Regions from separate parts of the Homo sapiens genome. Here region 2 is linked to region 1. Evidence: read pairs that join two places in POLR2A ChIA-PET (ENCODE). Cell type or tissue: OCI-LY7. All regions are shown on one strand. Each heading gives the region's core, and the rest is flanking DNA. Links, peaks and the distances in the headings are about the cores only. Region 1 overlaps HELQ (helicase, POLQ like). Region 2 has its middle 13 kb from the start of ABRAXAS1.

Region 1 (16,073 bases), core at 6,742-9,241:
ATCATCTTAAATGTTCTATTACTATTTACCCTGCTTTTTCTTTTTTGAGATGTAGTCTCCCTCTGTCGCCCAGGCTGGAGTGCAGTGGCACAATCTCTGCTCACTGCAACCTCCGCCTCTTGGGTTCAAGTGATTCTCCTGCCTCAGCTTCCCAAGTAGCTAGGATTGCAGGTGTGTGCCACCATGCCTGGCTAATTTTTGTATTTTTAGTAGAGATGGGTTTTCATCATGTTGGACAGGCTGGTCTCGAACTTCTGACCTAAAGTGATCCTCCCACCTCGGCCCCCCAAAGTGCTGGGATTACAGGTGTGAGCCACTGTGCCCGGCCTTACCTTGCTTTTTCAAGCAGAAACTATTACTAAAATGAGTTATTCTGATGCTTTTTTTTTTTTTTTTGAGACAGTCTTGCTCTATCACCCAGGCTGGAGTGCAGTGGCATGATCTCAGCTCACTGCAACCCCCACCTCCCAGACTCAAGTAATTCTCATGCCCCACGACCCCACCCAGCAGCCAGAATCGCAAGCACACGCCACCACGCCCGGCTAATTTTTTTATTTTTGGTAGAGATGATGTCTCGCCATGTTGGCCAGGCTGATCTCAAACGCCTGTCCTCAAGTGATCCACCTGCCTCAGCCTCCTAAAATGCTGAGATTACAGGCATGAGCCAACACACCCCTGATGCTTTTTGGTATCAAAGGCGCCAGTTGAAATTTATTTTCACATGTATTTTAGAAGTTGCATTTATTTTGCAAAGATCGAGACATTACAGCATTTCTTACGTATGTCTTGCCTGTGACCTTGTTCCTGTTGATGGGTATTAAACACTACTTTAGCTTTTTTGAACCCCATGAGCACCTAATGGGGGGTTTTTTACTTGTGTTTTTTGGTTTTGTTTATTTATTTATTTTTGAGTCAGGGTCTTGCTCTGTCGCCCAGGCTGGAGTGCAGTGGCATGACCAAGGCTTACTGCAGCCTCAATTCTCTGGACTCAGGCAGTCCTCCCACCTCAGCTTCCCAAGTAGCTGAGACTACAGGCCTGTGCCACCACAGCCAGCGAATTTTTTATTTTTTATAGAGATGAGGTCTCACTGTGTTGCCCAGGCTGGTCTCACCTTCCTGGGCTCAAGTGATCTTCCCGCCTCAGCCTCCCAAGGTACTGGGATTACAGGCATTGGCCACAATGCCTGGCCAATTTTTCTTTATTTTAACTAATATTCTAGATTTCAGGTTTGTCAAGTTTTGGTATAGAACTCGGTTTCTTTGTTGAAGAATATGCTGGAAGCAAAGGAAGATTTCCTCCAACTAAAAGAAGGGAAAAGAAATCACTCTATATTGCCACTATTGAAAAAGGACATAGCTTGGTGAACTCCTTGATTGAAACTGGAAGAATTGACAGTCTGGGTCTGGTTGTTGTAGACGAGGTTGGTTAATACTTTTGTAATTTGTCAATATTTTTATTATACTAAATATTTATTATTCTGGTTATTGTGTGGATCTACTTAGTACCTTAGTACCTCTATAAAAATAAATTTATTTGAAAATATAGACAATATAGGTGAAGACATTCTATGCTTGATAATCTTAAATTTGGTTTTGTGTCAAGTGTTTCTTGAAGTGTGAACACGTATGTGTGTAGTATACAATTTTATTGGCTGGGCGTGGTGGCTCATGCCTGTAATCCTAGCACTTTGGGAGGCCGAGGCAGGTGAATCACTTGATGTTAGGAGTTCAAGACCAGCCTGGCCAACAGGTGAAACCCTGTCTCTACTAAAAATACAAAAATTAGCCGGGCGTGGTGGTGGGCGCCTGTAATCCCAGCCACTCGGGAGGCTGAGGCAGGAGAATCGCTGTAACCCAGGAGGTGGAGGTTGCAGTGAGCTAGGATCACGCCATTGCACTCCAGCCTGGGGGTCAAGAGCCAAACTCCGTTTAAAAAAAAAATTTTTTTAGTAGTACTTATGAATCCCAGATTTATAAGGATTTTGTACCAAAAGCTCATTAACCTAAATACCAGTGAAATAATATACATGTATTATAGTTGTTATATTCAAAATACTTAAAAGTTATAAGCAACTCTTTACAAACAAATTTCATATGAATATATGCATGTTTTATATGAGCACTATATGAAGATTTACTTCTCTGTCCTTTTTAAAAAAAATCTCGAAGTTGCACATGATTGGTGAAGGAAGCCGTGGAGCTACACTGGAAATGACCCTAGCAAAAATCCTCTACACTAGCAGTAAGTATTTTTTCAAATGAGGTCATGAATTGATTTATAATCAAGAGACTTATAAAATACTTAATTCTATCACTAGCTACAGTATGTAACCTAAAGCAAGATACTTAAGCTTTTTGCCTTTGTTTTAAAATTTCTAATGAATAGAATTTTGAAGGTAAATGAAATTGGTATTTGAAGAAGTCCTCTATTATTATCCGCCACTTACTAGCTATGTGTGCCCAGGCACATCCCTCAACCTCTATGTTTCTTTATCTGTAAAACAAGGATAATAATGGTACCAGCCTGATGGGATTGTTGTAAGGATAGTGTGAGTTAACACATGTATTGCATTCAGCAGTGCTTAGCACACTGCATTCAGTAAGGGTTTGCTGCTGCTACTGTGGCCATCATCATCATCACCATAATAATACATATAACATAAATATTATAATAATAATATTGTAAAGCGATACATTTAAATAGGTCAGTTTAAGGAGCTATTTTGCAGCATCAGGTAGTCTTTAAAGTTTATGAAAAATTTATTCTAAATGTCATAACCTACTATTGATATGCTATTGCAATATTTACCTTATATATGGAAAAATTAACTATAAAGGTCAAATCTTAAAAAGTATTTAAAAAATTTCAACAGCAATAATATTTAAGCAGGTTATAGCATTTTATAATTGTTCATTCAAAAAAATATTGATCACCTACTGTGTGCTAGGCACTATTTTAAGTGCTAGGGATACAGCAGTGAATAAAATAGTCCCTGCTTTCATCAAGCCTGTATTTTAGGGCATCCCTATTTGAATATTCTCTGAACAGCTAAGCCTAACTAAGGCTTAGTCTGAGCCAAACTCATTTCCTTCAAAGCCGTTCTTCAGCCTGAATTCTCAGCCACCACTCTCCAGCCAGCCAAGCCAGGGTCCTACATATTCTATCAGCAACCAAATCCTATCTGGTTTACCTCATAAATATATTGTTACTTCTGTCTCTCCTATCCCTCATTACCACTAAGTCTTTAGTTCAGTACCTCATCCTTTCTACCTGGATTGCCACAGAAATCACCAAGTTCTTCTGTGTACCCACTGCCCTTCATCCACCAAATCCATCTTTCTTTAGCGCAAGAAGAATGATCTTTCCCAAATGCAAATCCAATTAGTTTATTTTACTGTTTACCATTCTTTAATAGCTCCCCTTTGCTTTCTGCATAAATCCCTAATTTCTTAGCACAGCCTTTCTTGATTTGACCCCATGCCCACCTCTTCAGCTTTGTAGTCTATCCTTATGGAATGAGAAGGATACTCCCACTTATTCCTCTTTCAGTGAGTTTCTTGAATGATCATTTCAAGACATAGGAGCAATGAAGAAACATTTGCAAAGAAGGCCTATTTGGGTTTTCATTCAATAGTTAAGTCTATAGAAAGCAGCCATTTTGTATTGCCCAGGATGTCATATGGCTTCATAAGCTTCACTCCACCTTTATTTAAAACAACATCAACAAAAACTATAGTCCCAACTACTCGGGAGGTTGGGGCAAGGAGAACTGCTTGAACCCAGGAGGTGGAGGTTGCAGTGAGCCGAGATCATGCCACTGCACTCCAGCCTGGGCAACAGAGCAAGACTCTGTCTCAAAAAAATAAATAAATAAATAAAATTAAAAGTTAGCTTGATAGCAAGATCTCATAGAGGACTTTTCATGGGCCAAGAGTTCGAGACGCATTTAGCCCTCTATCCTACTACCTCTACATCTGTCTATAGCCATACCTGTGGAACATATCATAGCTCTTCGTAAAGGGGATCCAGATAGACAGTTATAAGCAGATTTATACTCATTTATTATTGTTTAGAAGCCTTAATATCCTAGTTCTTGCCAAGTTTGAAACTCTGTAAACTTCTAAGTAGTAACTTTCAGGATACCTGAAAAATTTCATTCTTCAAATGCCAGATTAATACTCTGGTAATATATTTGTAGTTTTCTTTTTTTAAGAGGTCAGGTCTCACTGTTGCCCAAGCTGCAGTGCAGTGACACAATCATGGCTCACTGCAGCCTTGACTTCCTGGGCTCAAGCGATCCTCCCACCTCAGCCTCCTAAGTAGCTGGGACTACAGGCGTGCACTACCATGCCCAGGTAATTTTTAATTTTTTTGTAGAGATGAGGTCTTACTATGTTGCCCAGGCTAGTGTTGAAGTCCTGCCCTCAAGCGATCTTCCCACCTCAGCCTCCGAAAGTGTTGAGATTACAGATGTGAGCCAGGCACCCAGCTATTTGTATTTTTCTTACTTACCTCTCCCACCCCTTTCCCAAATCACTCAGGAAGAATTCAGAGCACAAAAGACTTGCTAAAATTACTTTATGATATATTAAATAACATATTTTCCTTAACACTTTGGCTTTTGTTTGTTTGTGTTTTAGAAACGACTCAAATTATTGGTATGAGTGCAACATTAAACAATGTTGAAGACCTACAAAAGTTTCTTCAAGCAGAATATTATACCAGTCAATTTAGACCAGTATGTACCTAAGGTTTGCACTGTATTGATTTGTTTCGTATTCATCTAACTTAGAAATGAAAGTAGTAAACATAGGATTTAAAGAATTCTGTAGAGTAGTGAAGGGGCATATTTTACTCACCATGACTATATGCTAATAAGAGGTTGTGTATAGAGAATTTAAGAGTTTGTGTATAGGTCAGGGATCTTGGGTTGGGTCACTAATGTATCTATAGCCTGGCCCACAGGCTGTCAATGAACGTTCATTGAATGAGTTTTCCCAAACCCCCATTTTATTTTTTCACTTCTTATTCTGTAAACTAAATTTTTTTATTTGGCAAAATTTTAGTGAGACATGTTTTGAGTTATTGGCACATTAAAAAATATATCTTAAAATTTAAAATATTTTTAAATATTTATATGTTAGTAGTTATAATACTTTTTTAATAAGTTAAGGCTTCACATGGATTTACATATAAACTCCTCAACAGCAGCATTCCCAAAATGCTTGAAGAAAGTAAACAAATGTAATTTGTGGTTATTTGAAAATAGCTTGTAATGTATATATATTTTTGTGTGCACTACTAGTGTGTATGTTTTGTGCCTCAATAGTTTTTCAGTGTCTAAATAGGTTTTCAGAAAATATTTTTTTAATTGCCAAATTTTAATTTGAAATTTGATGTTTTAGCTGGGTGCAGTGGCTCACACCTGCAATGCCAACACTTTAAGAGGCCGGGGCATGAGAATTGCTTGAGTCCAGGAGTTCAAGACCAGCCTGGGCAACATGGCGAGACCCCTGTCTCTACAAAAAATTAAAAAATTAGGGCAGCCAGGCGCGGTGGCTCACACCTGTAATCCCAGCACTTTGGGAGGCCGAGGTGGGCAGATCACGAGGTCAAGAGATCGAGACCATCCTGGCCAACATGGTGAAACCCCGACTCTACTAAAAAATACAAAAATTAGCAGGGCATGGTGACGCACGCCTGTAGTCCCAGCTACTCTGGAGGCTGAGGCAGGAGAATCGCTTGAACCCAGTGGGGCGAAGGTTGCAGCAAGCCGAGATTGCGCCACTGCACTCCAGCCTTGCAAGAGAGAGAAAAAAAAAATTAGAGCATATTAGCACTCACATATAGTCCCAGCTACTTGAGAGGGTGAGATGGGAGGATCACTTAAGCCCAGAAGGTTGAGGATACAGTAAGCTGTGTTTGTGCCGCTACACCCCAGCCTGGACTACAGAGTGAGACCCTGTCTCAAAAAAAAAAAAAAAAAAAAAAAAATTGATGTTTTTACATTTGAACCAGATAGGAACATTTTCAAGAGATATTTTTTAACTTAATTGCCACAGTAGACATTGTTATTGTTATTATAAAATGCAATGAGCTGTGTTTACAAACTGTTTTTGTCGACAAATAAAGAAAAATAGTGTGGTGGTATTTAGAATTAAAACTGATGAATAATAAGACAGAAAGTTTTGGCTGGACACGGTGGCTCATGCATGTAATCCTAGCACTTTGAGAGGCTGTGGCAAGAGGATCGCTTGAGCCCAGGAGTTCAAGACCAGCCTCAGCAACATAGAGGAACCCCATCTCTATAAAAATTAGCCTGGCGTGGTAGCGCATGCCTGTCATCCCAGCTACTCAGGAGGCTGAGGTAGGAGGATAGCATGAGCCCTGGAGGTTGAGGCTGCAGTGGGCTGTGATCATGCTACTGCACTCCAAGCCTGGGTGATAGAGTGAGACCCTGTCTCAAAAAAAAAAAAAAAAAAAAGACAAAGTTTTAGATCTTGAGACATAAAACAGATGATACCTTAGTAAAAGTTAAGAACACCAAGACTCACACTTTTTGTGACAAATACAGAAGTGTGTGGTTTCTTTTTTGGATATGATGTTTACTGAATTCAAACATATTTCTTCAAGGATATTGATCTCTATTTTGATTTTAAGGGAAAAAGAGACCAAAACAGAAGAAGAAGAAATGGTAAAGCAAGAACTTTTAAGTTGAAGCATGTTTTATGTATCTTAGAAAAGCTAAACTCTTTTATAGCTGTCCTTTCTTAACCTATTTTACAATATTTAAAACACTGGAAAGATGAATTTATATGTCGTATTAATTGCAAATGTCCTTTTAATTCAAGGTTGAGTTAAAAGAATATCTGAAAATAAATGATACAATATATGAAGTTGACAGCAAAGCTGAGAATGGCATGACTTTTTCACGTCTTCTTAATTATAAGGTAACATTGATAACATTTAAATTCCAGGTTACCAGACTTTGTGTCTGGGGCACAACAAGAGTTTCCAATGGATTCCGTAGAATAGTCTAGATTTTTCAGAGAAACAGCTGATGCTTGACATTTGTTGGACACCATGCAGACTGCCAGTTCAAGATAGCTCGTTTCCAGTTTCAACATTAGATCACACCATATTCTTTTCTATGACATCATATCTTTGTGAAGTTGGGGTTTTTACAGTTGCTGTAAGCAAGTACCGTGTGAAAATCAATCTGGAACAGAAGAGAATAGCTGTGTCCAGTCTTATTTCAGATTTTGAAAGACAGTACCAAGTTGTGCACACATCCCATTAGTGAGCTGTTGTGGTTATTTAAGAATGAAATAAAAATATTTTTTCACTCAACTGATGTGTATTATTTATTCTAACAGCTACTAAATTGTGAGGAAGTACGTATTTATTAAGTTGTTTGGACCTCACTATTTAATTAACAAAACTGTAAAGTATTTCTTTGGGCCCTGGGGCTGTGAACAAAGAAAATTTGGAAAACTCTCCTGTAAATGTTTATTCATACAACAACAACAACAAAAGAATAATTTATGGACCATGTAGTTCAGATATTGGTGTATAAAATGTTAATGTCTACTATGTAAATTTTAGTGTTTTATGACTTGTATGAAGGATATTAAAAAGGGGAAGAAGGGATTATACAGTAGTTTTAGAATTCTGTGAAGATGTGTTATTCTACAGCTATGTCTTTAGTAAAGTTGAAGAAATAGATTTTAAATAACTTCACATTTTTTCTTCATGTTCTTTGTGTTCCTCATGTGACTACAAAAATTGTCATAATTCAGTAGTATGATTGAATCTGTGTTTTTGAAAACTTAATGGTTGTAAAGGGCATGTCTTATTTACACAGTCCGTTAACTATTATTAGGATCAATCTGTGTTTCTCTCTGTGGACTTTTTTGTTCTGCTGTGGTGGAGATGGGCATGTAGTGAGGCTATTAATAACATTAACTATTTTCACTTCTTTAATTTTCTTTAATTCACTTGTTTAATTCTAGGTTTTTTTTTAGACTAACTAGACCTAAGAAAATCATAATAACCTAAAAGAAAAGTGAGATTGAACATTTTGATGTTTAATATAGATTTCATCTTTTCTTTTAAATGATCAGATTTATTAAATTAGAAGTTTAGAATTATAGATGGTTTATTTACCTTTCAAATCACACTGGTAAAAAATTGACAGGGTTTCATGTTTACTAACCACTTTGTTCCTACATCTTGTTGTTTTGCAGTATTCTGATACCCTAAAAAAGATGGATCCTGATCACTTGGTAGCATTGGTGACAGAAGTTATTCCCAATTATTCCTGCTTAGTTTTTTGTCCTAGTAAGAAGAACTGTGAAAATGTAGCAGAAATGATATGCAAATTTTTAAGCAAGTATGTTAATATTTTTTAAATAGCCTGTTTTATTTTTATTAGGAATTACAGACTATGTATTAATTTTATTGGGCAAACACTAATTATGCCTTGCAAAACATCATATTAAGTTGTTTTAGTATACTGAAGGCCTTGACCTTGAAGAAAGAAATTTTAACTGTGAAAAATCACATGTGAAATAGCCAGAGAAACATTCTAAGGTGGCTGGGCACCATGGCTCATGCCTGTAATCCCAGCACTTTGGGAGGCCGAGGTGGGTGGATCACTTGAGGTCAGGAGTTTGAGACGAGCCTGGCCAACACGGTGAAACCCCATCTCTACTAAAAATACAAAAAATTAGCTGGGTGTGGTGCCTTGCACCTATAATCCCAGCTACTGGGGAGGCTGAGACATGAGAATCTGTTGGACCCGGGAGGCGGAGGTTGCAGTTAGCTGAGATCGCACTACTGCACTCCAGCCTGCGTGACACAGCGAGACTCCATCAAAAAAAAAAAAGAAGACCAGGCACGGTGGCTCATGCCTGTAATCCCAGCACTTTGGGAAGCCAAGGTGTGCGGATCATGAGGTCAGGAGTTCAAGACCAGCCTGGCCAACATAGTGAAATCCTGTCTCTACTGAAAATACCAAATTAGCTGGGTGTGGTGGCGTGCACCTGTAGTCCTAGCTACTCGGGAGGCTAAGGCGGGAGAATCACTTGAACCTGGGAGGCAGAGGTTGCAGTGAGCTGAGACCACACCATTGCACTCCAGCCTGGGTGACAGAGGGAGACTCAGTCTCAAAAAGAAAAGGAAAAAAAAAAGACAAAACCCTAAGACTATATGTATGAGAATGTTAAGTAATATTAGGTCAGTGATTCAAAACCTTGGGTGCATAGTGAATCATCTTGGAGGCTTTTAAAAATTCCAAAGTCCAGGCTACATCTTAGACAAATCAGAATCTCTGGGAGTGACACCCAGATATCATTTTGTAAAGCTCCCCAGGCAAGTCCAACATATAGCCAAGGACAGGAACAACTGGCTTAGTCAGTCAAAGGACTAATCACTGTTACCACTGTGGAAATGAATTGTATCTTCCATTGCCTTTTTTTCTCTTTTCCTTTTTTTTTTTTTTTTTTCCTGAGACAGGGTCTCACTCTGTCACCTATGCTGGAATGCAGTAGCACAAATTCAGCTAGCTCACTGCAGCCTCTGTCTCCTGGGCTCAAGTGATCCTCCTACCTCAGCCTCCCAAGTAGCTGGGACTACAGGCACACACCACCACTCCCAACTAATTTTTTGTAATTTTCATGGAGATAGTATTTCACCATGTTGCCCAGGCTGGTTTCGAACTCCTGAGCTCAAGCAATCCGCCCCCCATAGCCTCCCAAAGTGCTGGAATTACAGGCGTGAGCCACTGCGCCTGGCCTGCCTTTGTTTTCTTAGTAAACTTCACACTTAGTTGTATGGACATTTGGATATAATTTCCTGAGTAAGAAATGTGTTGTCTTATAATTTTGTAGTATCTTAATATTGGCTCTGTCGTATTCATAGAGATAAGTATGAAGTTACTTTAACTACTAACAGTTCAGTTTTTTATACACCTGTTTGTCCCATGTGTGGTTTTATCATTTTCTGAGATTTCTTTCAGCCCCTTAGCTAATGCTGTATCACTATTCATAGTCTATTAACCTGAATGCTAATCTAGTCAACCTCTACCTCCTCTTTCAATCCTACTATCATGGATTGGTCTAAGATAGACTTAAATTTATTGAATAGCAAAATATAAAAATGTTTGGAATAAGATGAAGGAGTTGCTCATTTTGGTAACAGTCTGCTTTTACAATGATTTTGATTATAAAAGCTTAAGGAAATTAAATTATCATTAAAAAAATTCTCAGTAAATCATTCATTTTCTTAGAGTAATTCAAGGTAATAAGATGGAGACACTGGCTAAGTGATGGAAACATTGTAGGATGTGAAGTTTCTAAAGTGCAAGTGTTTAGGCAGTGTTTTACCATGGAAGTATGATTTAATAATATGTATGTTTCCATCTTCAGAAAAGAAAATTTATGTCTTTAAAAAAACTATCCCCTATAAAGATATATGTTATAAAGAAAAAAACAGTTATAACATCCAGAGCAAAGGTCTAAACCTGGTGTCCATGGATTCAAAGGAAGTACAGGAATGAATTTTAGGAAATCCACGAACCCTCTGAAATTATATGTAAAGTGTTGTATTTATGTAAATAGTTATATTTTTCCTTTTTTTTTTTTTTTTTTTTAGACAAGGCTTTGCTCTTTCACCCAGGCTGGTAGGTTCATAGCTCATTGCAACCTCAAACTCCCGGGTTCAAGCAATCATCCCACCTCATCCTCCCCCATAGCCTGGAACTGCAGGTGCATGCACCACCATGCCCGGCTAATTTTTGTTATTTTTTGTAGAGGTGGTCTTGCTTCACTGCCCAAGCTGATCTTGAACTCTTGGGCTCAAGCAATCCTTCTGCCTCTACCTCCCAAAGTGCTGAGATTACAGGCATGAGCCATCGCATTTCGCCTTTCCTTAGTTTTGATAAGATTTTCACAGGGTTCTGTAATCCACAAAAAGATTGAGAGACTGCCTAATAGTTAATGAAGTCAGAATCAAAATTCTAAGAACATTTAATGTACTTAACTCAATGGAAATAGTACATTAAAGAATGTTTACATTAGCATCTACTAAAATGAAAATGGTAGAAATTTTGTCACTAAAAGATCAAGGGCTCATATTTCTAACAGATCTTTTTCATAGGGAATATCTGAAACATAAGGAGAAAGAAAAATGTGAGGTGATTAAGAACTTGAAGAATATTGGCAATGGCAACCTGTGTCCTGTTTTAAAGCGCACTATCCCATTTGGAGTTGCCTATCACCACAGTGGCTTAACAAGTGATGAAAGGAAACTCTTGGAGGAGGCCTACTCCACAGGAGTGCTCTGTCTTTTTACCTGCACATCTACCCTAGCGGCAGGTGTCAACCTACCAGCTCGAAGGTAAGAGATAAGTAAGTGTTGACCAGGCTCAGAACTTTTCCATTTCTAGCTTGCGAGGAGTTTTGTTGTTTTATGCTTTCTCAGTAGTGGATGAGAATTTATCAAATGTTCTTTTAGCATATGCTGAGTTGATTGGTTGGTTTATTTTCTTTAATATTTTAATGAATATGTAATGAAATATGTAATGAAAAATAACGTTAATAGATTTCTTGATATTAGAATTCCATCCTTTCTGCTCTTTATATCTGGTTTTGATGTTAGGGTCTATTAATCTGGTTTTGTAGAAATAGTTGGCAAGTGTTTTACCTTTTTTATGATATGAAAGAGTTTATTTAACATAGAGATTTCCTTGAAATCTTGGAGAGCTGATCCATAGGCAATTTGTGTCTAATATATGTATTTTAAAGCAGGCCCTTGATTACCTTTCCAGTTATTACCAAAGGTGTAGGCCTGTGTAATTGACTTCTCCCCTTTATAATTTATGATCATGGGGTATTTTGCTAATAAATGATCAATTTTTATAAACTTTCCATGAGTGTTTAAAAAAATATGTATTTTCAGTTGAATATGCAGTTTTGTACATCTCAGCGAGATCACAGAGGTTCATTGTGTTATCGGCTTCTCTATTTTCTTACTATATTTGATTCCTTGGTCTATCAATTTCAGAGAAGTGTGTTAGTCTCCCACTTTAATTATGTAGTTATCAGTTTCTCCTTTTTGCATCTCTAGAAGTTATTACTTTTTATATTTCAAAACTATTTAGATATACAAAGGTTTACTTCAAATATCTTATTGCCGAATTATACCTTTTATCAATACAATAAATACTTGTTTTTCTCATTTAATAATTTTGCTTTGAATACCAGGACTCATTTTTTTTTTTTGCCACGTATGTACCTTTTTCCATTCTTTTATTTTCAATTTCTGTCTCTCATTAAGTTTTCCATTTTTCAGACAATTGAAGAAAAAAATGAAAGTTATATATCCTGTTTCTATTATTCCAGTGGTTACTCTTAAAATTTTAAGTTGTAACCAAACATTTTTTATTACTTTAGAATTAATCAATAACTGTCCTCTCCTGAACATAAAAAGAGGCTTAGCATGTCCTTAGTATATTCTACTCTGCCCCATGAATGTTGCAATTACTTAGAATTTTAGTGCCAGATTTAAACATTTTCTTTCATCTTATGTAGTATTTAAACTTACCTGTAAATCATACTTCTTTTTTGCTTACCACTGCCTCTTATATCCCACATCTTTCTTCTCTGATTTTTTTTTTTTTAATTTTGCCTTCCTTGAGTAATCCTTTTTAGAATACCGCTTTAGGGGGTAAAACATTTTGACTCTTTGCATAGTTGAAGATATCTGTATTTTGGCCTCACACTTTTACACTTCACTAGCAAAAGAATTCTAGATTCAATTTTTTTCCTTTAGGGATTTTGTAAATATTGTTCCATATTTTCTAGAGGCCAATGTTGCTCATTTTTGTCTCTGCATGGATTTTCTGTTTTTCTTTTCCAGAAACTTTTAGACTTTTCTCTTTAACCTCCCAATTTTGTCATGGTGTATAATAATAGTTGTAATTACTACATTCCCCTCCCTTTCATGTAGTAACAACTTTACATGCATTGACTTGATACAGCTTCACAATAACTCTGTGAGGAAGGTCATATTTTATTACACACCTATTATAGAAGGGGAAACTGAGGCACTAAATAATTAAATAATTTTCCCAACTTTAAAAAGTTACATAACTTTTTCCCAACTCATTTTCCAACAAATGAGTTTTAAAGCCAGTGTTTGAACCCAGGAAGTTTGATTTTACAATCCCAACAGTACTACTTTTCATTCATAGGGCTTAGCACTTGGGTGGATGCTTTTAATCTAAGCTTTATGCCTTTCTTCTTTGAGTAATTTTTTTTCTGTTATTTCTTTTTCTTCCCATTATCTCTGTTCCTTGCTTTTATAATTTCACTTAGGCAGGGTTGAGGCCTCTTAGATTCAGCTTTCGTATCTCTTTTCTTACACATTTTTCAGAATGTGGAAGAATGTAAGCACACGTTTGTGCCATGTAATTTTTTTCAACTTTACCTTCCATATCAAAAAATCAGTTTTTTTGTAATCCCAGCACTTTGGGAGGCAAAGGTAGGAGGATTGCTTGAGCCCAGGAGTTTGAGACCAGTCTGGACAACATAGCAAGACCTCATCTCTACTAAAAAATTAAAAACTTAGCTGGGCATGGTGGCATACACTTGTGATCCCAGCTGCTCGAGAGGCTGAGGTGGGAAGATTGCTTGAGCCCAGGACATCGAGGCTGCAGTTAGCTATGATTGTACCACTGCACTCCAGCCTGGGCAACAGTGAGACCCTGTCTCAAAAAAAAAAATGAGTTTTTAACTGATATCCATTAACTACATTAACTGTATCCATTAACTATTTTCATTCATTATTCAGTTCTTCAATTGAATTTTCTTTTTTGTGAGACAGAGTCTTACTCTGTTGCCCAGTGGCCAGGCTGGAGTGCAGTGGTGCGGTCTCGGCTCACTGCAACCTCTGTCTCCTGGGTTCAAGCGATTCTCCTGCCTCAGCCTCCCAAGTAGCTGGGATTACAGGCGCCCACCACCACACCTGGCTAATTTTTATATTTTTAGTAGAGTCGGGGTTTCGCCATGTTGGCCAGGCTGGTCTCAAACTCCTGACCTCAGGTGATCTGCCCACCGTGGCCTCCCGAAGTGCTAGATTGACAGGTGTGAGCCACCACACCTGGCCCTTCAAATTTTTTATGAATTTTTAAATAAAGTTAATTTTTTTTTATTTCTAAGAACTCTCTTTTGTTGTTCTTTCCTTATAATAGTCTACTCCTTTTTTTTTTTTTTTTGAGACAGAGTCTCGCTTTGTCTCCAGGTTGGAGTGCAGTGGCATGATATCTGCTCACTGCAACCTCTGCCTCCCGGGTTCAAGTGATTCTCCTGCCTCAGCCTCCCAAGTAGCTGGGATTACAGGCACACAACACAATGTTTTTTAGTTTTTGTGTTTTTAGTAGAGACGGGGTTTCACCATGTTGGCCAGGGTGGTCTTAATCTATTGACCTCGTGATCCTCCTGCCTTCGCCTTCCAAAGTGCTGGGATTTACAGGCATGAGCTACCACACACGGCCAATAGTCTACTCCTTTTTTTTTTTTTTTTTTTTTTGAGACGGAGTCTCGCTCTGTCACCCAGGCTGGAGTGCAGTGGCGCAATCTCCGCTCACTGCAAGCTCCGCCTCCTGGGTTCACACCAGTCTCCTGCCTCAGCCTCCTGAGTAGCTGGGACTACAGGCGCCTGCCACCACGACCAGCTAATTTTTTTATTTTTAGTAGAGACGGGGTTTCACTGTGTTAGCCAGGATGGTCTCCATCTCCTGACCTCGTGATCCGCCCCCCTCAGCCTCTCAAAGTGCTGGGATTACAGGCGTGAGCCACCACGCCCCGCCAATAGTCTACTCTTATATTGTGGATATAATACTCTTTGGAATTTTCTGTTAATGCTAATTAGGATTTTTAAAAGTTCTCTTCTGATCCCTATATTATCTGGTTTTGTGGTCACTTATTCTGTATATTCATGTTATGTTTCTTTTATGTTATTAGTTTTCTTCAAGTATTTGGTAATCTTTTCTGCATATGAGATTTATAAATAAAGAGGAAGTTGACTAGTATAGGTAAACAATAGGTTTTTTCTTCCCTTTGGATAAGAAAGCTGACTAACTGACTATAGACTTCTGTATATATGAACATAATTGAAATTGCTTTTTTTTTTTAAGAGATGGGGTTTCACTCTGTTGCCCAGGCTGGAGTGCAGTGATGTAATCACGATTTACTGCAGCCTCAACCTCCTAGGCTCAAGTGATCCTCCCACCTTAGCCTCCCAAGTATCTGGGACTACAGGGGCACACTACCATGCCCAGCCAGTTTTTTGTTGTTGTTGTTGTTGTTTTTGTAGAGACTGCATCTCACTATATTGCCCAAGCTGGTCTCAAACTCCTGGACTCAAGCAAACCTCCCACATCAGCCCTCCAAAGTGCTGGGATTACAGGCATGAGCCACTGAGCCTGGCTGAAATCACCATTTTTGTAGGTCAAAAACAGTTGACATCTGCAATTTTATACAGTTCAAAATAATAAAAATTCATAAATAGATATGTATATGTTAGTGGTGTATGGTCATATTTTTTATTTATGGAGTATAAAGTCCAAACGCTTTGGAGACTACTGCTACAGATTGATCATAGGCATTGCAGCTGGGCAGACTTGAGTTCAAATGATAGCTCTGGTAATTACTAATTTTTTAGTTTAGGATAAGTCAGTTAACTGAGTTGTAATTAATTCCTTTATAAAAATGAAATAAAAAAGTATATTATAACTAAGAGTTTTGTAAGAATTATAGATAATATGTGTAAAAACCTAAGAAATCATAGATTCTTGGTAAACACTAGTTACCTATTATTTTGTGTTAGTATGTCATTAAATTTAATATCACAAATATATAATGAAATTAAGAATTTTTTAAATTGGTGCTGTTTGCTGTAGAGTATCATTTTTCATTAATTCCACAGAGTTATTTTAAGAGCTCCCTATGTTGCTAAGGAATTTTTAAAGAGGAATCAATATAAACAGATGATTGGCAGAGCTGGTCGTGCT
Region 2 (16,073 bases), core at 5,401-7,900, 59 kb before region 1:
AGACACCCACCAGTCGTGAACAAAAAAATCTCCCTTTTGCCCTCATGAGACTCTGCACAACACCAAAGACATCCTCTTTTTATAGTCCCTTTGAAATCATGTATGGCCAAACTTTTGTTTTGGGGCCTCCACCCTTACCAGACTCTGAGCCACTCAAGAATTACCTCCCTTCCTTAATCCAGACATGGTCTTTCATTTGTGAAGCAGCAAATGAGGCCATGCCTCTCCCTGTCAACACCGCCTTGTCCTCTCAACATAACTGTCTTGCAGGCACAGATGTGTTTCCAGACAATCCAAACAATGCTCCTGCTAGAACGACGTGGTGGCTACCAACCCATCTCTCAAGAATACCCAAAAAATTAAGGTTTTCTTTTTCCAAGGTGTCCACGCCACCCCCTATGTCATGCCTGAAGTAGTTATTGAGAAAGTCATTCCTTTTCCCTTTGCTATAACCAAATAGACAAGAATGTAAGATTCTCCCCAGGGCCTGAAAGCCTAAGGGGATGAGTGACTCCTGCCTGCTCAGGCCCAGTCCCAAGGCGCAAGGCCACCTGCATCAGCAGCGTGTGTCAGCAAGACAGCAGAAGCAGGAAGAGAGCCAGCCGGAAGTCACGTACGCCTGAAGCTCAAGAAAGAGGCCATCCAGGTACGACGTAGCAGTTACGTCAGACTAGGACACTTCCTGTTTATAAAATCTTTGCCTCATCTTCACTTGGGGCTGACACCATTTTAGGCCTCAGCCCGCCTGCACCCAAGTGCTCATTAAAACAGCATGTTGCTCCAAAAAAAAAAAAAAGATTGAAACTGGCCCAATAGTCTCATAGACTATTCTTTTTGATTAACACAGAAATTGACCCTTCTGGTCTCAGCTTGAAGGTTATATTTATTTTATCAGAGTTCCTTCCTCAGGAAAGGTCCTTCAGGCCTCTCAAAATATAAGTATCAAAGAACTGAAAGTCACCAGATCACGGCACCAGGTGACTGCTTCCTTGCCCCTCCCCAGTTCTTGTTTTCTTACACATTGTTACACTTCGTCCCTGATATATAAACCTGGCATTTTAGTAGTCAGGGAGATGGACTTGAGACTGAGCTCACATCTCCTTGGCTGCAGCATCTGACTAAAGCTTTCTTCCTTGGTGATACTCGTCGTTTCAGTGATTGGCTTTCTATGCAGCAAGCAGCAGGACCTAGACCAAACCACTCATGTTTCAGTAACAAGATCTCTGTCCCCAGGCTACAGGTTCACTCACAGTGAACTCAGGTGAAGGTGCAGACCTTAGAGTCAGATAACAGTGAGTTTGAGTTGAAGGAAAGCATTAAGCCTCAGTTTCTTCCTAAACAGGAAAAGTACAGCATCTCTTAGGACCTTAGTGAGACAAAATTATGTAATACAATGAATGCAAAGTGTCTGGTCTGAAGTGAGCATGGCCTTCAGCAAATAACTTCTGTGAGCCTAAATTTTTTAATCTATGACTTTGATATAGTAGAATAGTGGTTTGTTATGAAATGAAATAGTGTACAAACACAACAGACACACAGTACTTCTCCACTTCCTGCCCCTGCCCCTGCCCCCAGCCCCAGCCAGCCAATCACAACTTTTACATTACAAAAAAGTCTGTTTCAATTTCCTGATGCATTTCTGTGAAGAGTAACTCACCACAGTAATGAGCAAAGATTAATTTAAAACATAAATAGAGCTTAGGCAACATAGGAAGACTCTGTCTCTACAAAAAAATCTTTTTATTAGCCAGGTGTGGTGCCACATGCCTGTGGTCTCAGCTACTTGGGAAGCTGAGATGGGAGGATCACTGGATCCTGGTAGGTTGAGGCCGTGCAGAGTCATGATTGTGCCACTGCACTCCCGCCTGGGTAACAGAGCAAGACCCTGTCTCAAACGCACACACAAAAACACACACACATAAATAGGCCGGGTGCAGTAGATCACACCTGTAATCCCAGCACAGCACTTTGGGAGGCCAAGGTGAGAGGATTGCTTGAGCCTAGGAGTTCAAAGTTTCAGTGAGCCATCATTGTGCCACTGCACTCCAGCCAATGCGACAAAGCGAGACTCCATCTCAGAAATAAATAAAATGAAATAGGGATGAAAAATATATGAGTGAAGAAAAAAATGACCATCTTAAGAAAAAAACCTGAAAAGTCCAAATGCATGAGACAATATTGTAGCATATATGCAACCTTCAAAATATGCCCAGTGGTATATCACTGGTTTCTTTCTCCGATTAATAAAGAAAAAAAGTTTGGGGGAAGAGTCTAATTTTTGGAAATTGGGCCACTTGTACCATAGTTTATTCTTCTTAAAAAATTATGACTTCACTTTTATGTTAAATATTTGTTTGAAACAAGCTGAGGCAAGTTTTATTAAAGAAAAATTTTGCTTGATGGCTGGGCACGGTGGCTGATGCCTGTAATCCCAGCACTTTGGGAGGCCGAGGCGGGCAGATCACTTGAGGTCAGGAGTTCAAAACTAGCCTGGCCAACATGGTGAAACCTCTTCTCTATTAAAAATACAAAACTTAGCTGGGCATGGTGGCAGGCGCCTATAATCCTAACTACTTGGGAGGCTGAGGCAGGAGAGAGAATTGCTTGAACCTAGGAGGCAGGGCTTGCAGTGATCCAAGATCACATGCCACTGCACTCCAGCCTGGACAAAAAAAAAAAGAAAAAGAAAAAAAGAAAAAGAAAAATTGTGCTTGTTTTACTTTTCACCAGTCTGCTCTGGCATGCTACTAATGATATCAGAATGGGGTCAATGATAGCCAGTGTGTGCAGTATTTTCCCCAACCTGTGCCCAATTCCAAATTATTGCCACTGTGGTGATGGACACCAGTTTTGGCCAGTGTGGCATTGTACTTTATTTTATATTTCCTCAAAGCTGGGCAGTTGTGGTGAGGTCAACTGATTTCGCTTTGCCTTGTCTGATCATATTCAGAGTCTGCTTGCATCCCAGCATGTACTATCCACTTTTCACAATGAGTTGGAACCTAGAGTTTATCAACTCTAGTGACTTTTTCATCTTCACTGCAGCCAGCATCTTCCTGCCTTAGAGATGCGATGCCCCCCAGTCAAGAGCAGCCACCAAGATAGCCAGGGAGCAAGAAAGGAAGGAGTTCTCACAATGCAAAGTTCTTCACAGCCTACATTAAATAGTTTTTAAAATCATAGTCTCCGGTTCTGCCTATTGGGTACATTCCTCATTTTTGCAGGCTTTAATGACTTCCCACTAAAATGTAACAGGTTTATAATGGGGTTCTATAGACATATATATTACTGGTATACTAAAACCTGATTTTCCGAGTGCTATTTATACTACTTCCCAATCCCACTATTCAGCTACTTATACAAAATCCTCATTCATATATTCTAGTACTTTCTTTTAGTTGGGATGTAAATGTGTTGTTAATTAATTTACTTAAAAGGGCATCAAATGCCATTACCTTGTTAAAGGGTGCCAAAGATTTAAGCAAAATATTCAGTGGGGCTGGGTACAGTGGCTCACACCTGTAATCCCAGCATGTTGGGAGTCTGGGGCGGGTGGATCATTTGAGACCAGGAGTTCGAGACCAGCCTGGCCAACATGGAGAAACCCCATCTATACTAAAAACACAAAAATTAGCCGGGCATAGTGGCGAGTGCCTGTAATCCCAGCTACTCTGGAGGTTGAGGCACGAGAATCGTTTGAGCCTGGGAGGCAGAAGTTGCAGTGAGCCAAGATAGCACCACTGCACTCCAACCTGGGTGACAGAGCAAGACTCTGTCAAAAAAAAGAGAGAGAAAGGGAGAGAGAGAGACAGAGAAAGAAGAAAGAAAGAAAAGAAAGAAGAAAGGAAAGAAAAGAAAGAGAGAAGGAAAGGAAAGAAAGAAGGAAAGAAAGAAGGAAGGAAAGAAAGAAAAGAAAGAAAGAAAGAAAGAGAAAGAAAGAAGAAAGAGAAATGTTCAATGGGTTCTGAGGCAATTGGTCTAAGAGAGTTGTGGAGGGCAAGACCACACCCTCTGTGATGGTGCAGTTCTTCCCTTGGAGGTGTGGCAGTCCTCCTGAGGGGAGACGGATTCTAGAACAGAAAATAATGTGGGGCAGTGCACCTTTCATTAGAAGGAGGAAGGAAAACCTTTCCTTTATCTTGTCTTCTGCCATTCGGCTTAGACTCTGAGAGTAGAGAATCTTAACGCTACACACAGTAGTAGTGGGACTGAGACTTGGGCTATAGCAGTGTTGGTTTGGGGCCAGTCAGAGAAAGTTCCATAAAAGACCCTGAGTAAGGGTCTGGCCCTTATAGTTTTTTGTTTTGTTTTGTTTTTAACTTTAATTTTAGGCCGGGCCCAGTGGCTCACACCTGTAATCTCAGCACTTTGGGAGGCCGAGGTGGGTGGATCACCAGGTCAGGAGTTCAAGACCAGCCTGGCCAACATAGTGAAACCCATCTCTACTAAAAATACAAAAAAAAATAGCCAGGCGTGGTGGCAGGTGCCTGTAGTCCTAGCTACTTGGGAGGCTGCGGCAGGACAATCGCTTGAACCTGGGAGGTAAAGGTTCGCAGTGTGCCAAGATTGCGCCACTGCACTCCAGCCTGGGCAACACAGCGAGACTCTGTCTAAAAAATAAATAAATAAGTAAAATAAAAAACTTTAATTTTTAAGTTCAGGGATACGTGTGCAGGTTTGTTACATAGGTAAGTCTGTGTCATGGGGGTTTGGTGTACAGATTATTTCATCACCCAGGTATTAAGCCTAGTACCCATTAGTTATTTTTCCTCATCCTCTCCCTCCTCCCACCCTCCACCCTCCTGTAGACACCAGTGTCTGTTGTTCCTTTCTTTGTGTTCATGTGTTCTCGTCATTTAGCTACTACTTGTTAGTGAAAACATGCATATTCAGTTTTCTGTTCCTGGATTAGTTTGCTAAGGATAATTGTTACAGGTAGTTAGGCATGAGCAGGGGTCAGGAGAAGACTCCCCAACCCACTAGGAATGTGGATGATGGTTCAGTAATTATCACATCACCTCTCTAAAAGTGATACATTGGCAGCCGGTGCCAGGGAGAGGCCATTTCCTGATGGTCCACACCTTTTGCACTAAGGTGTTAATTGAATACAGACACCAGGGCGAAGCAACTTCCCAGGCATGCGCATTAAGAGACAAAATGGTGGAGTATGACCCTCCAAGAAAACACCACCAAAAAAGGGGAGAAAGCTTCAGATGGGCATGTGTACAACTTCCTAAACACGTGCACCCAAAGATAAGGAGGGCGCTGTGTGTGTAGGCAGCCCATCCTAAGGGAAGAGTCATGGGAAAGCCAGCCTATAAAGTTCCAGGGTCAAGGTTAAACACCACACTTGATCTCAGTGCCTGCTTGGGTCTCTTACAAGCCTACTCTCCTTTTCTTTCTTTCCTGTTCTAAAGCCTTTTAAATAAACTTCCACTCCTGCTCTGAAATTTGTTTCGGTCTCCTTTTCTGCCTTATACCTCTCAGTTGAATTCTTTCTTCTGAGGAGGTAAGAATTGAAGTTGCTGCAGACCCATACAGATTTGCCACCAGTAACTCAGATACCTTCCACCAGTAACATAATGGCCTCCAGCTCCATCCGTATTCTTGCAAAGGACATGCTCTCATCAATGGAAGACTAGATAAAGAAAATGTGGTACATATACTCCATGGAATACTATGCAGCCCTTGTAGTTTTGCATTACTCTTAGCTTTCCGTATCTGTAAAGCATTCAGTAAAGCTACATCAATTGTCAGGCCATGAGCCATCCAGCTTCTTTCTCTTTGGAGACCAGATGTCCCAAATTATCATCACAGTCTCATGGATTAAGAACAGCAGATAGCTGGGCACAGTGGCCCATGCCTGTAAACCCAGAACTTTGGGAGGCCAAGGTGGGAGGATCACTTGAAGCCAGGAGTTCCAGACCAGCCTGGGCAACACACCAAGACCCCATGTCTACAAAAAAAAATTTTTTTAATTAGCTGACTAGTGGTGGATGTCTATAGTCTAGCCACTCAGGAGACTGAAAAATACATAAATGGCCAGGTACGGTGGCTCATGCCTGTAACCCTAGCACTTTGGGAGGCTGAGGCGGGTGGATCGTCTGAGCTCAGGAGTTCTCGACCAGCCTGGGCAACACAGTGAAACCCCGTCTCTGCTGAAAAATACAAAAAATTAGCCGGGCGTGGCAGCATGTGCCTGTAATCCCGGCTACTGGGGAGGCGGAGACAGAAGAATCACTTGAACCCGGGAGGCAGGGGTTGCAGTGAGCCGAGATCGCACCATTGCACTCCAGCCTGGGTGGCAGAGCGCGTCTCCATCTCAAAAACAAACAAACCAACAAAAAAAAACCATAAACATTTAGTCTGGGTGCAGTGGCTCACGCCTGTAATCCCAGCACTTTGAGAGGCCAAGCCTGGCAGATTACTTGACATCAGGAGTTAAGACCAGCCTGGCCAACATGGCAAAACCCTGACTCGCCTAAAAATACAAAAATGAGCTGGGCATGGGGGTGCATGCCTTTAATGCTGGCTACTCGGGAGGCTGAGGCACGATAATTGCTTGGACCTGGGAGGTATAGGTTGCAGTGAGCTGAGATTGTGCCAGTGCATTTCAGCCTGGGTGACAGAGCAAGACTGTCTCAAAAAAATAAAAATAAACATTTACACAAGATATTTTAGTTTTCTCTTGCTTCATAAAAAAAAAATCACTCTAAAATTTAGTAGCTTAAAATAACAATGATCTATTATTTCTCTTGATTCTGTAGGTTGACTGAATTTAGCTGGGTGGTTCTTCCACTCCACTTGTTGTATTTGAAGTCACTCATGAGGCTATGTTCAGCCCGAAGCACACCTGGGGCCAAACCATTCCAGAGAAGCTCATCTTCTAGAGTGTCTCTCCACATGGCTCTCATCATTCAGTGGTCTGGCCTGAGCTTTTGTACAGCACAGTGGCTGACTTCAAAGATGTTGAAGGTGGAAGCTTCCAGAACACTTAAAGCCTAAGTGTGGAAGTGGCAGAGTCACACAGGATGCATTGTATTGATTAAAGGAAGTCACCAGGCCACCTCAGTTAAAAGGAAGGGAAAATAGACTACTTGATGGGAGAAGCAGCATGAGTGCATAGGGTAGGAGAAATTGTTGATGGCCATGTTTGCAGACAAACTACCACACACAGTAATATATAAGATCATTATATGTATTTCCTCTCTGTCTCTTTAAACAGCTATCAAAGAATTTGTCCTTATTTTATTGTTTTTTAACTTTTCAGCATGAACCCACAGGACATAGAGAGTCCATTTTCCTTCTTTTTTTCCTTCTTTCTCTCTCTCTCTTTTTCTTTCTTCCCTTTTTCTTTCTTTCTTTCCTTTTTCTTTCTTTCCCTCTCTTCTTTCTTTCTCTCTCTCCTCTCCTCTTTTCTTTTCCTTCTTTTTCTCCAAGAGACAAGTTTTTGCTCCATTGCCCAGGCTGTAGTACAGTGGTACAGTCATAGCTCACTGTAGCCTCTTAACTCCTATGCTCAAGCAATCTTCCTGCTCCGGCCTCCTGAAGTGGTAGGATTAGGGTGTAAGCCACTGCACCTAGCCTAATTGTCACATCTAAATGCAGTAACTTTTCCACAACTTTGTGAAGGTAGCAATTTATTTTGAAATAAAATTTACATAGCCCAGATCCTCTCTCAGTTGTGTTTGCAGCTGCTCAGCCATCTCTTTCTGGTATCAATGCCACCTCTAGCTTGCTGAGCTCCAGGCAAAAGGCAGGGGGCTGGTAAGGAACAAGTTTTCTATACCACAGCTCTTTCTAAGCTGATTGCCTGCAAATCAAGCAGGGAGTGAAGAAATCTTATCACTACAGGCCTGGCACTCTGGCATTCCTTGAAACCAGACATTGTTAGAAGTTCACTAAACTTTTATTTTTCAAATGTCTCATCCAGCATCTGGTGTGAGAAATTGTGTAGGACTTTAACACTGATCTTGGAGTTTCCAGAGTATAGCTTTTGGTGCTTGAAGGAGGCACGTGAAGCCTATCTGACTGCCCTATTTGAAGTTACTAACTAGTATGTGATCCTAGTATAATAATTATGAAAAAAGACATCCAGCCATTCCCTAGTATATATACAAAAAGAGCTTAAAATCCACTGTGATCAGGTGCATCTCATTCTCAAACAAAACAAAACATGTTTGTCTTCCCTGTTATTATTTATTCTGACCATTAGATATTTGGTGGGGGCAGGGAGAGAAGTTAAAAGGTATCTAAATATATTATTGTTACATTAGACTGGGTGGCTTAAAAAACAGAAATGTACTTTCTCACAGTTCTGGAAGCTCTAAGTTCAAAATCAATATGTCACCAGGCTTGGTTCTACGAATAAGACCTCAAAAGCACAGACAACAGAAGCAAAAATAAACAAATGGGATTATATCAAACTAAAAATCTTCTGCACGGCAGAGGAAACAATCAAGAGAGTGAAAAGACAACCTACAGGATCAGAGAAAATATTTTCAGACTACTCATCCCACAGGGGATTAATATCCAGAAGATACAAAGAGTTCAAACATCTCAATAGCAAAAAACAAAACAAGAAAACGTCTGATTATAAAGTAGGCAAATGATCTTAACAGAAAGTTAAATACCGCATATTCTCACTCACATGTGGAAGCTAAAAAAAGTTGATCTAATAGAAGTAAAATGTGGAACCAGAGGATATTAGAGACTGGGAAGGGGAGGATAGGTAGAGATTTGCTAAAGAATACAAAATTACAGCTAGATAGGAGGATAAGTTCTAGTGCTCTGCAGCATTGCAGGTTGCTTATAATTAACAATAATGCGTTGTATAGTTTCAAATAGCTAGAAGAGAGGATATTGAATGTTGCTCTGTGTGTGTGTGTTTGTGTGGGTGTGTGTGTGTGTTTTAAGATGGAGTTTTGCTCTGTCACTTAGGCTGGAGGGCAGTGGTGCAATCTTGGCTTACTGCAACCTCCACATCCCCGGTTCAAGCAATTTTAGTGCCTCAGCCTCCCAAGTAGCTGGGATTACAGGTGTGCACCACCATGCCCAGCTAATTTTTGTATTTTCAGTAGAGATGGGGTTTCACCATGTTGTCCAGGCTGGTCTCAAACTCCTGACCTCAGGTGATCCCCCAGCCTCCGCCTCCCAAAGTACTGGGATTACAGGCGTGAGCCACTACGCCTGGCAGGATATTTGCTAGAGCAGGAGCACCGTCATCTCGGACAAACACCACCACTTTAAGTTCCAGCTCCCTTTCTAGCCTCATGCATTTCAAGGAAATCACTTCTCTTCTAACTACAAGCAGCCAGAAAGAGCAGACAGTAAAACACAGATAAGACCGCTTGGAAACAGAGGGAGGTGAGGAGAAAGTCTCTTGGGTAACTGCCAAACTTCACCCTCATACAATGGGCCCCAGTAAGACAGTGGGCCTTAATAAGCACTTTTCTTTCCCTTCAGGAATACTAAGATAGAGAAGCTAAAAGCAGACTTGGGGGATATGCCTGCAGCTGCAAAAAGGTGTATGGGAATAGAAACGCAACTGTCCCTCCCAGATAAGCACAACAAAGAGACACAGAAGCAGTCCAAGCCTCTTATAAACTCTCCTATCCTGAATCTTTAGAAACTCTTAGTCTGTTAGAGAGTGTGGCTCTGACCTAACTCAGCCAACCGCCCTTCTCAGGTTTATTTAAAATAAACCTGCCCCTGTTGACTGAAAAGCCATCCTTTGTGTTTCTCTCCTCTTTCTTTAATTCTTACAATATTAAATGTTGTCAACACAAAGAAATGATAAATCTTTGAAATTACCAATATGCTAATTACCCTGATCTGATCACTATGCATTGTTTGTATTAAAACATTATGTAGGGCCGAGCGCCGTGGCTCACTCCTGTAATCCCAGCACTTTTAGAGGTTAGGCGGGCAGATCACGAGGTCAGGAGATTGAGACCATCCTGGCCAACACAGTGAAATACCGTCTCTACTAAAAATACGAAAAATTAGCCGGGCGCGATGGCGGGCCCCTGTAGTCCCAGCTACTCGGAAGTCTGAGGCAGGAGAATGGCGTGAACCCGGGAGGTGGAGCTTGCAGTGAGCCAAGATTGCATCACTGCACTCCGGCCTGGGCAAAAGAGCGAGACTCCGTCCCCCCCAAAAAAAAAAAACATTACGTAGCCCATGAATGTATACAATTATTATTTTTTAAAAAACGAAAAAAACATGTAATATTGACAGCAACTAATTAGATGAGTTTTGTAGCATTTTTAGCTTCTATCCATTCAGTATTCTTTTTTTTAGACAGAGTCTGGCTCTGTCACCCAGTCTGGAGTGCAGTGGAGCGATCTTGGCTCACAGCAACCTCTGCCTCCTGGGTTCAAGCAATTCTCCCGCCTCAGCCTCCCTAGTAGCTGGGATTACAGGAGTGTGCCACCATACCAGGCTAATTTTCGTATTTTTAATAGAGATGGGGTTTCACTGTGTTGACCAGGCTGGTCTCGAACTCCTGACCTCAACTGATCTTCCCACCTCGGCCTCCCAAAGTGCTGGGATTACAGGCGTGAGCCACCACATCCAGCCCATTCAGTATCTTTTTATAATTAAATTTAATTTTTTTAAGTATGTTTTTTATATATATGTTTATACATATTATATATGTGTTTATATATTTTATATATGTTTATATATAAAACATAAATATATATTTATATATAAAAATATAAAAACTATATATAAAATATATATAAACATATAATGTATAAACATGTTTATATATTTTTTAAATATTTATATATAATTTATATATATTTATATATAAATATACTTATAAAAATTATATATAATTTATACATATTTATATATAAATATACTTATAAAAATTATATATAATTTTTAAAAATATATATATAAATATATTTATAAAAATTATATATAATTTTTAAAAATATTTATATATAAACATATATATCAACATATATAAAAAATATATATAAACATGTTTATATATATATATACATGTTTATATATATATATATATATATATATATATATATATATATATATTTTTTTTTTTTTTAGACAGAGTCTCACTCCGTTGCCCAGGCTGGAATGCAGTGGTGCAATCTCAGCTCACTGCAACCTCTGCCTCCCAGGCTTAAGCGATTCTCGTGCCTCAGCCTCTGGAGTAGCTGGGATTACAGGCGCCTGACACCATGCCTGGCTAATTTTTGTATTTTTAATAGAGATGGGGTTTCACCATGTTAGTGAGGCTGGTCTCCAACTCCTGGCCTCGGCCTCCCAAAGTGCTAGGATTACAGGCCTGGGCCACCGGCCATTTCCACAATGTTGTTTTTTTTTTTTTTTTTTGAGATTGAGTCTTGCTCTGTCGCCCAGGCTGGAGTGCAGTGGCGTGATCTCAGCTCGCTGCGACCTCCACCTCCTGGGTTCAAGCAATTCTCTTGCCTCAGCCTCCTGAGTAGCTGGGACTACAGGTGCATGCCACCACACCCAGGTAATTTTTTGTATTTTTAGTAGAGACAGGGTTTCACCATGTTAGCCAGGATGGTCTCAGTCTCCTGACCTTGTGATCCGCCCACCTCGGCCTCCCAAAGTGCTGGGATTACAGGCGTGAGCCACCACGCATGGCCTTTTTTTTCTTTCTTTCTTTCTTTCTTTCTTTCTTTCTTTCTTTCTTTCTTTCTTTTCTTTTTTTTTTCTTTTTTTTTTTGAGACACAGTCTTGCTCTGTCTCCCAGGCTAGAGGGCAGTGGCACGATCTCGGCTCACTGCAACCTCTGCTTCCTGGGTTCAAGTGACTCTCCTGCCTCAGCCTCCCAAGTAGCTGGGATTACAGATGCCTGCCACCACTCTCGGCTAATTTTTTGTATTTTTAGTAGAGACAGGGTTTTGCCACATTGGCCAGGCTAGTATCAAACTCCTGACCTCAGGTGATCCACTCGCCTTGGCCTCCCAAAGGGCTGAGATTACAGGTGTGAGCCACCGCACCTGGCTGTTTCCACTCTTTTAAGATAAATTCTGGGCCCGGCGTGTTGGCTTACACCTGTAATCCCAACATTTTGGGAGGCTAAGGTGGGACGATTGCTGGAGCCCAGGAGTTGGAGATCAGCCTGGGAAACATGGCGAAATCCTATTGCTACAAAAATTAGCCTGGTGTGGTGTTGCATGCTTGTAGTCCCAACTGCTCAGGAGGCTGAAGGGGCAGAAACACCTGAACCCAGGGAGGTTGAGGCTGCAGCGAACCATGATCGTGCCACTGCACCACAGCCTGGACAACAAAGTGAAACCTTGTTTCAAAACCAAAAAGACAAATTCTAAAATCCTATGCTACAACAGCCAGCATGGTCTGGCCCTTCTCACTAGCCAGCTTTTACCTCCTGCCTCCCTCCCTCTCACACTCCAGGTTTTAGAATCTTCTAATTGCCTCAGGGTGTTCACACATGGTGTTCCTTTAACTGAGAACACTCCTCCCCACTTCTTTTCCTTTTCCCAAGTATCCAGGTCCTTGAGAAGACTTTCTCTGATCCCAGCAATAGGGGAGTGGGTATCTCAGTTACCCTTGCTTCTAGTTTTCTATTTTTCCTACTACGTATTTATTAGAATCGTAATTATGTCATCATATGAGAGATGATGTATGTAATTTTCCTTTCCCCCACTGGATTATAAATACTATTAGGGCAGGCACTATCTCTATTTTGTTATTCAATGTACCTCCAGCAACTAGCACAGTGCCTGATGTAAAGCAGGCAGTCAATAGCTGTGAATTCATGACCATAAGGAAAGTGGAAAGCAAGATTTTTGCCCTTTAAGAGATGAGAATTTTCCTAGGGAAAGAAAAAAAAATCCAGGAAACACTTAGCTGTGCCCAACTATGCCCAGCAGTTCAATAATTAAGAACCAAAATGCCAGGTACAGTGGCTCACAACTGTAATACCTAATCTCAACACTTTGGCAGGCCAAGGCGAGAGGATCACTTGAACCCAGGAGACTGAGGCTGTAGTGAGAAGCTGGGCAACAGAGCAAAACCTAGTCTCAAAAAAAAAAAAAAAAAAATGACATGGCCAGGAAAGATATCATAAATCCAGGGTAAGTTTTTTTAATACAGATTAAGGTGATGCCTTTTCCAATGATTAAGTCTCTAAAGATTTAGTCGTCCTTCTCTTCCTGATTCAGAGAGGGAGATACACTTACAAATAGATATTTCCTTTATAGCTTTAAATTTCTCTTACAAAAGGGTAACTTTCCAGAACTGCTCCTATGTCTGTCGTTTCTCAAAATAACCAGCTCAAAATAATTCTTATGACAAAGAGGCATATTTGGGATAGCACATTCTGGATTCTACAGTCCTATTTTGGGGTGGTGTGTCCTGAACCCCATTAATAAGTTTAAATTACAAAAATTAATAATAAAGTATAATATGTATTTTTAAAAGTGAAAATAGATTTTGATTTTTAAATGATTTTCACTCACACCTGTAATCCCTGCAGTTTGGGAGGCCAAGGCAGGAGGATTACCTGAGCTCAGGAGTTCAAGACCAGCCTGGCCAGTATGGCGAAACCCCGTCTCTACTAAAAATACAAAAATTAGCTGGGAATGGTGCTCACCTGTAGTCTCTGCTACTTGGGGGCTGAGGCAGGAGAATCGCTTGAACCCGGGAGGTAGAGGCTGGAGTGAGCTGAGATAGTGCCACTGCACTCCAGCCTGGGCAACAGAGTGAGAATCTCTCAAAAAAATAAATAAATATAATGTAATATAATATAATAATCAAAATATACACAAATACCTATATACATTAATACACATATGAATAGATAAAAACCTGAAAGAATATAAGCCAAACCATTCACTGTAATATCTTTGGATGGAAGGATTATGGGAACTTTCTCTTATTTCATTATATAAATATATAACATACTTTTTGTCTGTTTGTGACAGCACGTTGCTCTGTTGCCCAGACTAAAGTGCAGTTGTGCCATCATAACTCACTGTAACATTAAATTCCTGGGCTCAATTAATCCTCCCACCTCAGCCACTCTAGTAGTTGGGATTACAGGTGTGAGCCACCTCACCCAGAGGCAGGTGCTTTTTTTGTTTAACCCAAGCCAGTCACTTATTCATTATTTAAACTAGCGTAAATTATTCACTGAAGCTATAGAAATTAATTTTCTACCAGAAACAACCTTATACCTAGAGTTGTCCATACAAGCTCAGATCAAACTAATGCCTCTTGGAATTTTCTATCTGAATGCCTTCTCAGGATTAGCTGAACTGACACTGCTGAAACTTTTACTTTGGTCTTGGAATTTATCCTAAGGAGGACTCTGTTGGAATTCAAATTAGCTTCTTAACCCTGTCTGCAATAATTCTTAAAGCATCAGTCAGCACTACTATTTCTGCAGTTACTTTATCTCCTTTGCCAGAGTTCTATTGTTTTTATATTTGTGGATGTGCAAGGGTATTTTTTTAAAAAAAAAACAATGATTCTTATCCAAGATACAGCATTTAAGTCATTTTTACTAAATCACCATGGATTTTCAAAGTAGCCTATTTTAACACATTATAACAGATTAAGCCCTATTAACTATTTTTACATAATAATAATCTCTGAACCCCAATCAAAGGCCTTTTCCTTCAGAACTACTATCACAGTGTCCCCTGCAGGTCACCAGGTAGAGGTGCATCCTGAGGGGGCATATTTCTTAACGGTGTTTGTGTAATTTTCCTTATGCCTCTTTAACAGATGGAATGAAATAATAACAAGTTGGAATGTTATCACATTAATACATCTTCAAATTTCCCTGGAACCTCAGATAAATTTATTTCTGTGTCTATAATCTTAGAGTTATATCAAGTTTTATCAGAGATTTTTAAAACTCTCATTACGTTTTTAATACACAAAAATATTACAAAGAAAACAAAATGTGTTTATAATAGTATTTCCCAGATAACATAGCCTTAACAAATAATACTTATCTAGGTGCAGTGGCTCACTCCTGTAATCCTAGCCTTTTGAGAGACTGAGGCGGGAGGATTGCTTGAGCTCGAGAGTTCGAGACCAGCCTGGGCCACATAGTGAGACCTCCCCATCTCAACAAACCATCAAAAAATTAGCCAGGGATGGTGGCATGTACCTGTAATCCCAGCTACTCAAGAGGCTGAGGTGGGAGAATCGCTTGACCCTGGGAGGTGGAGGCTGCAGTAAGCCATGATCACACAGCTGTACTCCAGCCTGGGCAACAGGATTGAGATCCTGTCTAAAAAAAAAAAAAAAAAAAAAAAAAAAAAAAAAAAAAAAAAAAAAAATTAAAATAATACTTGTTCACCATTAGAAATAAATCATGTCTATAATTAAAAAATGAAATTCATCATATTATATTTTGAGTATGTTTGTATTTGAAGTTTTTTTTAATTGGCAGATATTTGAAAATGTGATCTTTATGGCTCTGAAAGCCCTTTATAGGTGATATGGAAAAGCAAGCACTTTGTTTCACTTTTGATGCTCTGAAAAGCAGACACAAAGACAGGAGTCCATGTGCAAGAGAGAGACCTATTGGGGAAATGTCTGTGAAAGATAAAGGGAAGAGAGCAGGAGTAAGCAAGGAGAGGCTGCAGAAAACCATGCTTATCTGACACCTGGGAAAGGAGGAAGGGAAGGATAGGAGTCTCAGACTTCAGTGCAAGCTAACATAATCTTAGCCAGGCTGATGGAGAGTCCTTGAGCCAAAGTCCCATTACAGGAATCCTGCATCTTATAAGAATGGGCCTGTGTTAATACCCCACCATGGTCACTGATGCTGTGGCAGGGAAGGTTAGAGGGCAGCAATGCTCACAGGAGCTGAAGTGGGAGGCTTTCTGCCAACCGTGGCTCCCCCAGCAGGTTCAACCAGAGTGGAGCATGTCCATGGCCATCACATTCTCCATTCATTTTGAATAAATAGTATAATTAATAATATGCTATGAAGATAAGATATATTTCCCTTTATGATACTCATTTATTTGCAAGCATATTTGTTTAAAAGTTGATCTGTTGTGAGTGAAATCATTACTTAAAAATCA

What was found. ChIA-PET counts read pairs that join two places held together with the same protein. Peaks named below come from ENCODE experiments on the same cell type or tissue, not always from the same donor. Only the 100,000 strongest peaks of a DNase experiment are listed, where the experiment ranks them.
Region 2: POLR2A ChIA-PET joins it to region 1 with 6 read pairs; 16 of 35 experiments call an interaction of 5 or more read pairs at or near these places.

What each region holds. Positions count from the first base shown.
Region 1 is chr4:83,432,183-83,448,255 of GRCh38, reverse strand. It overlaps HELQ (helicase, POLQ like), which reads left to right. Exons shown (of 18, transcript NM_133636.5): 4 at 1,221-1,421; 5 at 2,170-2,242; 6 at 4,642-4,739; 7 at 6,853-6,951; 8 at 8,248-8,393; 9 at 11,159-11,398; 10 at 15,989-16,073. Among named protein-coding and RNA genes, the nearest start is that of HELQ, 16 kb to the left of the region's middle. In OCI-LY7, for the core only: no CTCF peak of the experiment used is centred there; a DNase peak (open chromatin) is centred at 7,905; H3K4me3 peaks cover 1,463 bases; H3K27ac peaks cover 2,500 bases.
Region 2 is chr4:83,489,678-83,505,750 of GRCh38, reverse strand. It overlaps the pseudogene RPL30P5. Among named protein-coding and RNA genes, the nearest start is that of ABRAXAS1, 13 kb to the right of the region's middle. In OCI-LY7, for the core only: no CTCF peak of the experiment used is centred there; no DNase peak of the experiment used is centred there.